Regions from separate parts of the Homo sapiens genome. Here region 2 is linked to region 1. Evidence: chromatin loops called from intact Hi-C (ENCODE). Cell type or tissue: IMR-90. All regions are shown on one strand. Region 1 overlaps CLASP1 (cytoplasmic linker associated protein 1). Region 2 overlaps CLASP1 (cytoplasmic linker associated protein 1).

The links. A loop is a pair of places that touch in the nucleus more often than their neighbours do. Peaks named below come from ENCODE experiments on the same cell type or tissue, not always from the same donor. Only the 100,000 strongest peaks of a DNase experiment are listed, where the experiment ranks them.
Region 2: a loop joins it to region 1, with 2.2 times the contacts of the local background. A loop is called at or near these places in 2 of 110 quality-filtered maps.

The regions. Positions count from the first base shown.
Region 1 is chr2:121,501,879-121,509,878 of GRCh38, forward strand. CLASP1 (cytoplasmic linker associated protein 1) reads right to left here. Exons shown (of 41, transcript NM_001395891.1): 8 at 1,289-1,356. Among named protein-coding and RNA genes, the nearest start is that of CLASP1-AS1, 24 kb to the right of the region's middle. In IMR-90, no CTCF peak of the experiment used is centred here; DNase peaks (open chromatin) are centred at 533 and 3,393; H3K27ac peaks cover 413 bases.
Region 2 is chr2:121,422,643-121,430,642 of GRCh38, forward strand. CLASP1 (cytoplasmic linker associated protein 1) reads right to left here. Exons shown (of 41, transcript NM_001395891.1): 20 at 7,431-7,535; 21 at 4,762-4,788; 22 at 2,497-2,664. Among named protein-coding and RNA genes, the nearest start is that of CLASP1-AS1, 100 kb to the right of the region's middle. RefSeq lists an enhancer at 6,841-8,000. In IMR-90, no CTCF peak of the experiment used is centred here; no DNase peak of the experiment used is centred here.

The DNA of each region.
Region 1 (8,000 bases):
TTCGGGGTGCAGTTTTAAAAGTTAATCCAACAGGATTAATGAATTCAGTACTGGTTGTAATCTAAGATACCTAAAAATTCTAAAATAGCTTAGCTATGATACAATGAGGTATCCAGAGTTAGAAAAAGTTTTTCTCAGCAATTAACTTTTTGATATTTTTTCCTTCATACAGGAGTAATTCACTCCTGTCTTTTCCTCTCCTTCTGGAATCACAAGAATTACCCACTAGTTCTCAAATATCATCACAAAGTATAGTGAAAGGAATACAGGAACTGGCAACAATAGACTACAATTGACATCAAAATCATTACTTTATTTATTCAACAATACTTACTGCACACCTATCACAAGCCAGGGACTCTTCAAGGCGTTGAATTTATGCTCATTGAGAAAAAAAATAAAGAACAATAAAGGGAATAAAGTAAAGGTCCTGCTCTCATGAGTAAACACATATTTTTCTAGTGATACATGCAAAGAAAACTCAAACAGGGTGAGGGCACAGAGCGTTCCCTCAGAACCCTGGACATGCTATTCTGGTGGCCTCAGTAATGCAGTGATACTGTATGAAGTGAGATACTGTATGAGGGAGGAGGGATGAGGCCATAATGATACCCACAGGGCAAATACTTCAGGCAGAAGGAATTACAAGCACAGAGGTCCTGAAGCAGGAGATGCTCAGAATGTTCAAAATTAGCAAGGAGGTCAAACGTGGCTAGAGCAAAGAGAAATTTCACAAAGAACGATTCAAATGACATCAGAATGGCGGTGGGTGCCAGATCACGCAAGGCCCAGTGGGCCATGGTGAGTTGGTGAATTGTAGCCTGGGTGTGATGGGAAGTCTTTGGAGGATTAGGAAGAAGATTAACACCACCCGACTTGTATTCTGAAAGGATTACTCTGGTTGCTATATGAAAAACAGACTTTAGGCATGGGGAAACAGTAGAAGAAAAGATACTGTTTAGGAGGGAAACACAAGAGCCCAGGTAAAATACCATGACAGCTTGTGCTAGGAAGACAGCAGCAGTGATGATGAGAGTTCCTGGGATTCAGGACGCAGTTTTAAAAGTAAAGCCAACAGGATTCGCTAATAAATTCAATACAGGTTATGAAAGAAAGTCAGTGATGATTCACTGCATTGTTTCTGGCCTGGAAAACTGGGTGAATGGAGGTTAAGTTTTAAGACTTAGAAACTCTTACTAAATTACCTAATTCAGCTCTTCACATATAACATAAATGATGCGAATGTAAAACTGAAAAAGCAAAAGTAGGGATTGCTTTTTCTACTCACCATTTGCAGATTGTATCATGTTTCCAGATTTCTGGACTTCATCAAATTTTGTAAAAATTACATTCAACCTGTATGAAAGAAAAATGTAAACAAACTATTAACCATCACTGCTCATAGCCAATTATATTAAAATGCTAATGTGAAGTTGATCCCCACTCCCCATCAAAAAAAACAATGGTACAGACCCACCTAGTAACAAAACAGTGACTCAATCAATAACATTAACAATAGCCAACAATAACTGAGCACTTACTATGGGTAAAGAATGGGCCTAGAAGTCTATCTGAAAGATCTCATTTAATCTCCTTGAGGTGACACAGGTGTGGGGTGGAGATTCTAGCCCTGAGAGTAGTAATCCAGAGCCCCTGCTCTCTGACATTACTGACTACTCTACACAAAATGTGTATCTTATGAGAAGTGTGTGTTTCTCCTCTTTCTTTCTTAGCGCAGACTATCAATAACTTGGGATGGAGCTTTTCAAAATGCACTAATAGTACGTTACAAAGGCTTGTGCTTATTGCTGTGATTCATGCTTAATCCAAAAATGCTATAAATGATTTCTCTAGAAACAAATGCTGTGACTGGATAATCTTCAGCTTAAAAAAAAATCTGTATTACATTTATTTTCTATTAATGGATCATTTCACCTTGGCATTTAAATTAAAGCAAAATTCCTTAACCAGTCTAAATATTCCATCCTAGTGACACCAAAAATGAAAGGAAAAGGTGGGAGAATGCAATCATAATTAGTAGAAAAAGTTAAGAAAAAAGAGGCTTTCTTGAGCCGGGCATGGTGGCTCATTACTGTAATCCCAGCACTTTGGGAGGCTGAAGCAGGTGGATCGCCTGAGGTCAGGAGTTTGAGACCAGCCTGGCCAACATAGTGAAATCCCATCTCTACTAAAAATACAAAAAATTAGCTGGGTGTGGTGGTGGGTGCCTGTAATCCCAGCTGCTAGGGAGGCTGAGGCAGGAGAATTGCTTGAACCCGGGAGACAGAGGCTGCAATGAGCCGAGACCGTGCCACTGCACTCCAGCCTGGGCAACAAGAGCGAAACTCCGTCTCAAAAAAAAAAAAAGAAAGAAAAAAGAGGCTTTCTCACAGGTATACTGGAGTAAGTGTTGAGATTCCAAAGCAATGTATCTGTGCATTCAATTTTAGGGACATTTTAAGTGCTTTTTAACACACCATCCTATCCTGCCAGCTCTCATCATTTCAAATATGTTTGCCTTTTCTTCTCAAGCGAATGGAAGCTCCTTAGGGGTAGAGATGTGAGCTACATTCTTTTGGTATTTGTACCAAACACTATGTATGCCATGCAGACACTCACTCAGGAGAGTTACATCACTATGTTAGACAGCTGGAACCTAACTCCTCACTCTGGAAAACTGTAGGTATTCACACAAGCTCTGGTGTTAGTTCATTCATTTGTTCATTCACTCAAAAATACTTGAGTGCCCATTATGTGCCCAACACCGAGCTAGTGAGTTCTTACCCTCTGGAGCTTATGCTCTAAGTAACAGAGAGGACAAAATTACACATCAGCAAATGAGGGGGATGAACCAGCCTGATGCACTGCCTCCCCCCATTCCATAGGAGACACCAACAATCTTTTCAAGCCATCTTTCCACCAAGCCCAGATGTTCCCTCAGAATCCTTCTCAAAACTATTCCAGGCAGCCACTACCCATTCGTTAAAGCTGGCACTGAATAAAACTCCAATTGCCACCTCAGGACCAGATATGAATAAAACTATAACTCACTTTCAAATCCAGCAGTTACTAAAGAACTGGAAAGATGCCTTACATGATTGTGTTTCTTATGATGTTTCCATTATCTTCCCTTTTTAAAAGTAACAAAGATCTCCAATGGCTTGACAAACTCATAAATAATATCATGACACCGGTTGCCAGGGCATGCCCTCACTAAGGCACTACTTGATTGTGTCACAACCACACCCTCTGATGTGAGCATGTCTGCAAGTCTGCAAGTTAGAGCCAAGGTATACCTCTAGTCTGGCTGTTCCTGAAATTACTGGAAGAAGGCAAGTATTTCTTTCATTCCTGGGAGAGTATTCACCATTCTAAATGGTAATTGTGTACGAGTCTGCAGATTCTTTCTCAGTGGTGAGGCATTCTCACTGTGGTCACATTACCCACGACCTGGCAAGCCTGAACAACTAGGTATGAGAACACTATAAACATAACTATTACTAGTATGTCCACCTTAATTCAGAATTCCCTCCGCTTTTACTCTCCTGCCTCACTAGCTCCCTCATTCTCTGCTCATTAATGCTGCTACAACAGCTCCTATCAAGGTTACCACCTAAAGAGACAGTCTAACACCAACAAAGCATCCTTAGGAATGAAAGGACTGGTTTTTGTTTGCTAGCTCTGAGCACAAAAATATAAAATGTCTCTCTTGGGACCTACTGATTCACACAAATCTAAAAGGATGAGTTTTATATATTCAAAGACATTGAATACATAACTAATGATTACCCTCTGAGGCCACTAAATTGTTTTATTTTAAATCTCTGGATTTCCATTTAAAATAAATTTCTTTACTGGTTTGACAACCACCATCTTCCTCTATTTTTTCTGAATTTAAATTTCCATATTAAACTCTTCAATCCAATTAGAATTTATTTTACTATAAGATTTAGTTCAAATTAGTTCCTTCCTAGAAAATTTTATATATAAATTTTAAATAATTTCCTGGAAGCAAATACTTAATCACGGCAATCTCAGTCAATAAGCTGCATCCATATACTCAGAGCTTCTAGCATGAAAAAGAGAAATCAACATAAACACATACTTAAAAATCCAAACTTGGAGGACAGAAGAGATTTTAAAGAGAAAGAAAAAGTTTTTTTAAAAATGTCATTAGTGCTTCCAAAGAGATAAGAGAAAATATTGTGATCATAAAACAGGAGAGTAGCACTTTAAAATGGCAGAATAAGGACCCTTGAAAATCTGCTTCAAAGAAGCAAAGAAAACATTGGCAAAAACCGTCCAAATCAACTTATCATCATGGCAAGTGTGAAAACCAGCAGCCTGGCAGCCACTAGAAAGAGCTGAAGTTCCCAAGTCTGGAGCTCCCTAAAAGTCCCCATTCCCAAAGAACTATCATTCCACCTATCTGGCACATCCCTGCAAGCCCAGTTGCAGGGCTTGTCTTTATCTGACCTGACTTAGAGCTTGTTCAATGTTAGAGGCCTTTTCCCTGAGGCGATGATCAAAACTAACCAGTGACAACTGTTCAACATGGCGGATACCCAAGACAGAAATAACAACTGGGGCAAAGAAGCTGACCAAAAATAGGAAAAAAAAAAGGTGGGGGGAAGGAGGGGTAGAAATTGAGATGTCCACAGCAAACTTTGAAAACACTGACATACTCCTGGGAACCTGGGAGGTCACGTATATGTGCAAGGCTGTGCACATGCACAGGCCCAGGAAAGACCCCTGAAGCCTCTAATGTCCCCACTGGCTGACTTTGACACTCTGAACAAGCAGGAAGTAAAAAGGAAGACAGAGGTGCAAAACACCTTTCAGAGCACTGAAAGCATGCCCCCAAAACACAGAGCCAGTCAGTAGAGGCTGGGAGACTTACTGGTTCAACATGTTTAAGGAAATCTCTGTTCAATCATTAGCTCACCGCTAAGCTAACCAACCAGAGAATTCAGTGGCAACATATAACAAAGAACAAAGACTTTAAGGAATTCTTTCAGGAAAGTCACTAGAACAAAATAAGCAACAAAAACAATAAAAAGCAACAACAAAAAATCTGGGGAGGGGAAAGAATATGATTTCCTGAGTTGCCACAATATATTATTTCAAGTGTCCAGTTTCAACAACAAATGATGAGACAAAGAAACAAGAAAATATGGCCCATACAAAGGAAATAAAAATCAGTCAACAAAAACTATTTTTAAGGACACCTATACATTGCCTTAACTCAATGAAGACTTCAAGTCAACTAATATAAATATGTCGAAAGATCTAAAGAAAACTATTTCTGAAGAATTAAAGTGTAAGAACAATGTCTCACCAAATAGAGAAAAACAACAAACAGAAAGAATATATTTAAAAGAACCATACAGAAATTCTGGAGATGAAAAATACAATAACTGAAATTAAAAATTCACCAGGAGGAGTTCAACAGATTTGAGCTGAGACAAGAAGGAATCAACAAATTTGAAGATCAGTCAAATGATACCATATCCTACCTAAGTAACAGAAACAAACAAAAACAATGAACAGAGTCTAAGAGATCATCTTACAAAACCAATGTACCAACATAGTCACATAACAGAAGTCCCAGGAAAACAGAAAAAAGAAAAGGAGATACGGTACTTTTCAAAGGACTTTTTGGGTCAGATACTTTGCCCTAGTTGTTATCGTTGCCTCAGGCATCTACCACGTTGAAAAATTATCAAAAAAAGATATATGAAGAATAATGGCTAAAAACTTCACAAATTTGATATAAAACAATCTATATATTTAACAAGCTACTCCAAACAGGATAAACTTAAAGAGATCCAAATCTAGACACAATAACCAAACTGTCACAAGAGAAGACAAAGAGAAAATCTTCAAAGCAACAATGGAGAACCCACTCATTGTGCACAAGGGATCCTCAAAAAGGTCAATATCTGATTTCTCATGAGAAACCATGAAAGCCAGAGTGGAGCAGGGTGGGAATAGATAATATATTCAAAGTTCTGAAATTAAAAAAGACAATCAACCAAGAATTCTGTATGTAACAAAACTATTCACCAAAAACAAAAGAGAACTTAAGATATTACCAGATAAATGAAAAACAACAGTCCTTTGGGTTGAAATGAAAGGACACTGTACAACAGCTCAAATCCACATGAAGAAATAAAAAAAAAAGTAAAAATAACTACATAGGTAAATATAAAATATAGTATAAAAGTATTTTTTGTTCTTAGCTCTTTTCTTGTCCTACATAACTTAAAAAGAAACTGCATAAAGCAATAATTATAGAACTATATGCACTGGTGGGCTTATAATGTATAAAGATGTAATTTGCATGACAATAGCAAAAAAAGAAGAAAACAGAGCTAAGTAGAAGTTTTTAATACTGAAATTAAATAGTATCAATTTAAACTAGACTGTTTAAAGTTAAGATGTTAATTGCAAGCCCCAGAGCAACTGCGAATAATTCCCCCCAAAAAACTAAAATAAACAGCAAGTTATAGTAGTACACTAGAAAATATCTATTTAACACAAAATAACGCAGTAACAGAGGAACAAAGAAACAAGTCATGACATATAGAACATAAATAGCACACCTGCAGACATAAATTCTACCTTGCCAGTACTACATTAAATATAAATAGATTAAACCAATGGAAAGTTAAAAAAAGTCAGACTGCATAAACAAATAAGACTCAACTTTATAGTGTCTACAAGAGACTCACTGTATTTATTTTTTTTATAAAAGATGGGGTTTCACTAGGTTGCCAAGGCTGAACTAGAGCTTAAGTCATCCTCCTGCCTCAGCTTCCCCAGTAGCTGGAACTGGGGGTACATGCCACCACACCCAGTCTAAGAGACACTTAAGATTCAAAGTCACAAAGTGGTTGAAAAGTAAAGGATGGAAAAAGATATTTCATGCAAACAGTACACAAAAGAGAGCTAGAATGGTTATAGTGATAACAAGTAACACAGACCTTAAGACAAAACTTCTCTCTGTGCACAAAGACAGACATTTTACAATAGTAAAAGAGTCAGTGCTCAGGGGATCATAACAATTATAAACATATATGCACCTAAGAACAGAGCCCAAAATACAGGAAGCAAAAAGTGACAACTGAAGAGAGAAATAGATAATTCAACAGTATTAACTGGAAACTTCAATATGTACATTCCTTAATGGATTTTAAAAACCAGAAAGAGGATCAACCAGAAAATAAGACTTCAATGACACTATAATCCAACTAGAACAAACATCTATAAGACATTCAAACAAACAATATTAGAATACAGATTCTTCTTTTTTAAGACAGGGTCTCTCTCTGTCACCCAAGCTGAAGTGCAGTGGCACGATCCCAGCTCACTGCAACCTCAACCTCCCAAGCTGGAGAGATTCTCCTGCCTCAGCGTCTCATGTAGCTAGGACCACAGGCACACGCTACCACACCCAACTAATTTTTTAATTTTTTTGTAGAAACGGGGTCTCATGTTGCCCAGGCTGGTCTTGCACTCCTGGGCTCAAGCAATCCTTCCGTCTCGGCCTCCCAAAGGGATGGGATTACAGGCATGAGCCACTGGGCCTGCCTTACAGATTCTTTTCAAGTGTACATGGAACATTATCCAGGAGTCCACATGCCAGGCCACAAAAATAAGCCTCAATAAATTTCAAGCCGGGCACGGTGGACCACACCTGTAATCTCAGCACTTGGGGACGCTGAGGCAGGTGGAACACACGAGGGCAGAAGTTTGAGATCATCCTGGCCAATGTGGCAAAACCTCGTCTCTACTAAAATTACAAAAATTAGCCGGGTGTGGTGGTATACATCTGTAATCCCAGCTACTTGGGAGACTGAGGCACAAGAATTGCTTGAACCCAGGAGGCAGAGGTTGCAGTGAGCCAAGACTGTACTACTGCACTCCAGCCTGGACAAAAGAGTGAGACTCTGCCTCAAAAAAATGTTTTTAATTTAAAAAAAAGATTTCAAATGACT
Region 2 (8,000 bases), 79 kb before region 1:
ATATTTTGCTTCTTGAATATTTAATAGGAATTACAGGCTGTTCTGCTTAAGAAAATCTAAATGCCAAAGAAGAGCCTTGGCATCAGTTTTAAAACAAATGAAAAAAGAAAATTTTGTTAAGAAGTATCATTTCAAACAAAAAGAGGCATAGTTGAACCAAACACGATTTGTAGATAACTACGATTAATTCTCAGTGCAAATTCCAAACCTAGTTTAGCTATCATTAAAACTGTTGAATTTGTTGGTTTGGGAATTATAGAAAATATTCCTAAAAGATGTTCCTCCTCTTTTTTTCAACAATTATATTGAAAACTGCTATACAATGAGTCAAATGTTAAGAAACACAGGCATATATCCAGTATATACTAAATGATAATAGTAATATATAATCTATTACTGAATAATGCTATTATGTCTGCCACCCTATTAAATGCAATCTCTAAGCAATACCACAGGAAAAAAATGAAAATACATTTTATTCATATAGATTTCTTTATATGCATATATTCTCGCAATGTGTGGAAATTTAAAGAAAATATCTTCTTTAATATAAACTATATGTATGACCTCAAAGCTCTACACGTAACTGATCCCTTTAATTAGCATCAAGGAAATAACTTTCTTCAAATAATATTTCAAATAACTCTTTGGAAGGGAACAGGCTTAAGTTCCTACTGATGCTCCATAATAACTGTTTTAAAAACATATAAAATATTGTCTTTTCAACTACACACAACACAAACTTCCTAGTTAAAACCATGGAACACATTAGAATTATGTTAGATAAATGAAGTTGGGTTATTTCCCAATTTCAAGAAGAAGATTAAAATGGCATCTTTAATAATATAAAAGGAAAAAAAATCTCAAAACAGAAAAGAATCTTTAAATGTATAAAACTAACATGGATTGCAAACAGACATCCTATAAACTTAAACAATTAACTATGGAAAAAGACAGCTAAAACATAACACCTAGATTTAAAATCAAATGCATTTTCCAAACACAAATATGTTACAGCATCAGACATAAAATTCAGATATTCCAGCTGTGACCTTTTCTATGATTGTATCCACATCAACACCCAAATAACTTGTCAGCTAAGAGACCACACTACGCAATGCCAATAAAAAGTTGGCATCATAGAGATTTACTAAAACCAAGAAATACTTTCTACTTGCTTTGGAAATAGGATTTCAAATCAAATCTTATCCATTCTTAAATATCTTCTCCTGCCTTCTCGTAGCTAAGGTGGGCTTCAAAGACTTTCATGAGCTGGACTCTACCAGTCTCTGCCCCCAACTCCCACCCACTCTGACTTCCTTTACAGCAGCCAAATGAATTACATGTGGCTGCCTCTTGCCTGACTGCTTCTGCAGATGCTTCTCTCTCCTCTAGAAACCTTTCCCCTCATCTCCCCACCCGGACCAATCCCATTTTGTACTTCATGAAAACAGAATCTACTCTGGGCAGCCTCCCCTAGCAAGAAATCTGGGGTGGCCAAGGGTCTAAGATACTCCTTTTTTAGGTCATAGTTTTGATTATGTGAAGCACCCTGTCATAGTATTCGTCATACTGTGTTACATTTCCACCTCTCCCCAATAGATATCAAGCTTTTTGAAGTCAGAATCTAAATCTATCTCATGTATCTTCTAATTCTCAGGTCTAACAAAGTGCCTGGTACATCACAGTAAACACTGTTGATGAGATAAATGAATAAATGAGAAAGATAAGCCAACACAATTTAAGAATACAGTAGTCTGATTTTATATTAATACATTTTACCCTTAGGAAGTAAAGAAGTCATAGAGTATGAATTTAGATTTTTTGTATTATATCACAAAGACTTCTAAATTTTATATTTAAAAAGTTAGCGTATGAATTAGATTTTAAATGGAACAAAAGGTATTTAAGCGGCTGACAGTAATTCACATGATTCTACACACTATTACAAAGAAACTAAGTAACACAAAACTAAATATTATGTATTGGTTTTAATCAATTCCTAGCTTTCATGCTTAAACAAATCTATGTCAAAAGTAACTATGCATATTTTTTCACCATAAGTTTCACCAATTAGATTAGAGAAGATCAGAATTAAAATAAATGTGGACCCTAAATGCTGTTTTTGAAAAATTCATATAGGTTAATGTCTACTTAGTGCTAATCAGTAAAAGGAAAATGAAAAGCAACACTGCTTCTAATTGTGGGGGAAACACCCTGCTATTTCCCCAATTCCAGTGCTTTGTACAATGACTGCAAAACACAAAAGCCTACAATGACATAATTCCTTCCCATCAATTTGAAGGGTTAAGTCCCATATATTTTTCTAACTGAAACCTCAATATGCCATAATCTGTATAAAGCACACCCAGGCAAAGTGACATCCTCAGTTCAAAAAATAGATCTATATTTCCTACATTAGACATAGTCATTAGATTATAATCAAAACTATGACCAAGCTGGGAATGGTATTCCAAGATCTTTGAGAATCCTTACCTAATCCTATTCGGTTTGGACTTGTTTCCCGGCTACATCCCTGGCTCCTGGGAATCTTGCTTCGCTTTTCTGAAGACGGTGTCACAGGTGGGCCTCGTGAGGAGCCCCCAGTAAGTCCACCATAACCACTTCCCAACAATTTTCCTGGGGAACTTGACCGGCTGCCAGCTAAAAGTGAAGCAAAATGACAATGAATAATAGATGTAAATGTAGGAATGAACTATAATACTTTCAAAAGCCAGATTTTACACATTAATTTGGCTAAAATACACAATTTTATATAAAAATAAATTTTTATTTGGTGGTAGTAATTTTTTTAAATGTAGGAGCATAAAAGACAATTGAATATCATAAAAGAATATACTTAGAAGAATTACTGGTGGAATAGCCTCCTTATTCCACAGTAAATAACTACAAATGTCACAAAGGTGTTTATTCTTATTTTGTTTTTTTAATTCTGTAAGAGCTGATTATGTTAAAAATTTTAGGTGTCACTGCTAGAAGAGCAGAAGTAGAACTATAACAATTTTCTTAGCATTAGCTACAGAAAATGAATCCAAGAAAACTCTATTAATCTGACAAATGATATAAAAGGGAGTAGGGGGATAAAATAACCAGAAACCTGGTAAATAAAAATCACAAAATAAGATAGAAGCTCAAACATATTAGTTAATCATAATAAATGTGGCTGGATTAAATTCATCGATTTAAAAGAGATTAAAACAAGCCTGGGCTGGTAGCTCATGTCTGTAGTCCCAGCACTTTGGGAGGCCAAGGTGGGAGGAGTTTGAGCCCAGGAGTTTGAGACTAGTGTGGGCAACAACAGGGAGACCCCACTTCTCCAAAAATTGTAAAAATTTGTCAGGCATGGTGGTACATGCCTCTAGTCCCAGCTACCCGGGAGACTGAGGTGGGAGGATCACTTGAGCCCAGGAGGTCAAGGCTGAAGTGAGCCATGATCACACCACTGCACTTCAGACCTGGCAACAGAGCAAGACCCTGTCTCTTAAAAAAGAACAAAAAAGAAAAGAAAAGAAAATGCAAAGTAAAATAAAATGAAATTCAGCTGTCTGGTATTTTTAAAAGTCAAACAATACACCACAAACAAAAACAAATAGAATAAAACACAGCATTTAAAAAAGACAAAGAAGGATATTTAATATTTATGAAAGAATAATTGTCCATGAAGATCTAATAATCACAAACCTTTATGCTCCAAACAACATAGTTTTGAAATATAAAACTAAAAAATGATAAAAGTACAGGAAGAAATGGAAAAAGCCATACTTACCGAAAGACCTCACGGAAAGACTAATAATATTGAGAAACTATATACCTCACAGAAATTGACAGAGCAGTCAAAATTGTGTCTGTGTGTGTATATGTATGTATAAAAACACACACTTCCCACATACACATATATATCCCAACAGATAGAACACATATTCTTTTTACCTTTCCACACATGAATATTAAAAATAAAAATTGTGTATTAAGCCTCAAAGTAAATCTCAAAAAAAAATCTACAACAGTAGAAATAACATGGACCACATTCTCTGAGAAGTATGCAATAAAACTGGAAATTAAAAACAAATAATATGGCTGATAATTTTTATTAATAGGTAAGTAGCTAGATACATATATTACTATTTCTTGTGGGACCTAATTCTCTCTCAGAGGAAACAACAAAATTTTAAGCATCACACCAATACACTCAAATGGCAATCATTTGCATTGACAGATTACCTCCCTAAGTAGAGAAGGCAATACATTCTAAAATATAAAGTATACATTTACTATGTACTAGAATAGAATGACCCAGAGGAAGAAAGCATTTGAAGCAACACTTACCTGTAAATTTATATGTGTGTTTATTTTAAATATATATTATTTAAAAATACATATTATATAAATCAAAACCACCATCATTCAAATGAACCACGTAGGTGAATACTCACAAAAATTAATAGTTTATAATGATTTAACTAAAAATTGAAGTGAAAAATCATTATAAAAACCAATGAAGAATTTGTCTCAGGACCTATTAATTTTACCCATAAAATTTGAGCTATATAAACTATTAAACTATGTATAAAGGGGAAAGAAATCCATTTCAAACTCTAGAATTTGAACACAAAGAAAAACGCAGAAAGATTAACTAAGCTTACAATAAAGAGAGAAATTAATATTGTGCAAGGAACATGGGGTCGGGGAGAATGCCAACAACAACAACAACAAAAAAAGGCAAGAAGAGAAATGGCTTACCACCAGCAGGATTAGCAGATCTGGATCCTTGATTATGAGAGCAGACCAAAGGACAGGCAAAAAGTGGATTAAAAGACAATAACACAATACAGAAGGTCAGCATGCAACACAACACAAAGGTCTTTGTTCACAAATACATTAGCAAAACAGCTATATTTCCTAGGACTTGTTCCTCCTATTTTTGTACTTATGTTTATCTTTGTCATTCTACATTAGCATTTATTTCAGATCTGTTCATAAAACACTTTCAAACCTACAATGTGCCAGGCTCACATCTGCTTTCTAGCTTTAAGCAACCTGAGGGAAGTGATTGTAACTTACTCATCTCTGTATCACTACCATCTTCAAAAGTGCTTACCACATAGTAAGTGCTCAATAAACATCAACTAACTGAAAGAAACTGCTGTTAACTAGTTTCACCTGTCCTGACTTCCCATAAACCTCAAATATTTAAAATATGCCAATTATTAAGGGCCCTAAATCTAATATTAATGAAGCCTACTTAGTATTAAATCAGGACTATGAATACTAGTATATCTACATTTGTGATATATACACTTAGATTTACCACTTATTAAAATAATTTTTTAAATATTTAATTTATATGCATAAGCTTAAGGTATAGGCTTGATCACTGGCTAGTGTGGTCACTCTTCCTGAGTACGATTTGGTGAGTGAAGTAAAACTAAGGAATTTTAAAAGGGGAGCCCCAAGGCTAGGTACAGTATTTTTATAAGACTGAAAAATTAAAGCTCTATTATCACCCTAATCACTATTAGAGAAAGAACTGTAATCTTCACCACCTGCCAAGGTAACCTACACATTCCTAAAACCTGCAATATAGGAGAGAAAATTACAGCATTGACCTAGCTGGGGCAGGGAACCCCAAAGACCCCAGTGTTGATAAACAGCATTAGAAAGAAATATGTAAAATACTGTTCAACCCTCAACCCCCACAGAGGGAAGCAACACTGCAAAATTACATGCTTAGGCATTTTTTATTTGGCTTAATTTCATTATATTGACCTAGATTCTGAGATTTGAACACTTTTTGTCAAGAATTCCTTTGCAGTAAAATTTGACCCATATGTATGAGTCAAATATCCTTTTGTGTCTCCAGGCATCACTAGGGTTCAACAGAATAACCAGAGCCAAGAAGTTGTTCCCACGACAGACACTTCTGGGCTACACCTGCACCCTGGATCTGAATGAAAATCCAGTTTAAGTTCTACACTAAGGAGGGCATTCTTGGTCTTAACGGACTCAATCTATCCTGAACTGCATCCCTCATCATGTAAATCCATTCCTAGCCTTCTTTCCTAAACCTACTGAAGTAGACAGGGATCAAGGAGGCTCAACTTCAGCTAGGATGGAAGTCTGCTGATCTGAAACAACTATGACTATAAAGCTTGCGTCCATTTAACTATTACATGTTAGGCTCCTAATGCTCATTAAATCCTCATTAAAACCCCATGAGGGTGGGAACTGTTATCACTCAATTTACAGACAACGAAACAATGGCTCACAAAGGTTAAAAGACTCACCCAACATCACACTGGAGCCAGGATGCAAACCCAGTTTTGTCTGACACTGAAACCCATGCTTGTAGTGTATCACACTACACAATACAACCTAGGCCACAGGAAGGTTCTGTAGCCTCACCAAAGGCAGCACTATAACTGATCTTCTGCTTTCTTTGCAGAAATTATATAACATGAGGACTGCAGTTATCAAAGGGAAAAGAATTTAAATTCAGAAGGTGTTGAACAAGGCCATTTTCTATACTAAGGGAGCTCTTAAGGTTTGGTGCAGACTGATCACTCTCTACAACAGACAGACAGTTCCTTGGGCCACAAAGGAGGCAGGCAAATGTCAGCTAGTGAGTGCTGTGCTGTGGGACCGCATGCAGCTCCTGGGGACAGGAAGACTCTTCCTTCCCACGCTCACCTTGCCCAGGAGCACTCTGCTACCCAGCTCTACTCGACATGCATAGAGAGGAGGCGGGCCCCTTAAAAGAGGAGGTGGGCCCCTTAAAGTTTATGTGTGGCTGGAAAGTGAGACACCAAGTGAGGATCTGAAGTGTGACCAGAATAAATTCATTCCAGCTGTGGCTGCTTTCATGGCTAAGGCTAACAAACCAACTGACTTCACATATACAGAGACGCAATCATGGAAGCAGCTAGGCAAAGCAAGAGCCCACATGGCAGGAAGAGAGGTGCGGGCTGCAAATGTTAGAGCACAGAATTAAAGGGGGAGAGCTTTTAATGGATTTACTTATTTACCACTGGAAAGAACATAGCATTAATAGTTTTCTGCCCACGTACTGTTCTAAAATTACATCAGAAGGATTCCTTATCAATGCAAAAATGAGTCACAGAACAGATAAGCTACAATTTGACAGGCTTCAAAGGAGGGCGAAAAACTACATTTTAATGTTTAATGCTTAACAATACAAAATGTAAATCACCTGGACAGGAGACAAATGTATGCCTGAAATGTTTCATTTTTTAAGCTTACCCAACAAACAGTAAGATTACTCACAGTATCTCAGAGCCACAAAAAATGTGTTTTTCCCTCTGAAGTCAATATAGAGATTGTAAAATGTTCAACTGCAGAATGAGCTGTTGAATAAAACTGAGGTAAGCAAGAGCATAAAATATGTTTCTTACGCTGGGACTGTGAAACCACTTTAGCGCGACTGCGGCCCCGGTTATCAGGTGTAGAGGCGACGTTGGTGGCACTCCCAGAGCTTTGCCGTCTTGTGCGGATCCGACCTGGAGGACACAGCAAAAACAGTGTTTCACAACATTTCCAGTAAGTGCCACCTCCTCAAGAAAAGAAGCCATGCCCCAAAAGAGGGGCACTGACCAGCCAACTACATGGGGAGCAACAGCTTCTGTGAGCAGATCCTCCACACGAGGTCTGCCACGTCTCCCTGTGTGTGCATGCGCACATGCGCATATGATCCACGCACAACTGTTCTACGAACACAGGATGAACTCCTGAGATGGAGCCATGGACCTGCAGCTGTTTAGGTTCCAGCTATTTTAGTATGTTATCTCTTCAGACAAGGAAGTGATATCCATTTGAGGACATTTCCCATAATTTTTTCCAGATTAAATTTTCTTTTTTATTGTCTACAAATCTGACAAATTTCCAAAAACAGAAAATATTTACTGTCACTGTAAAAAACAAACTATAGAAAATAAGAGTAATACCAAAAAAAAACCCAAAATAAA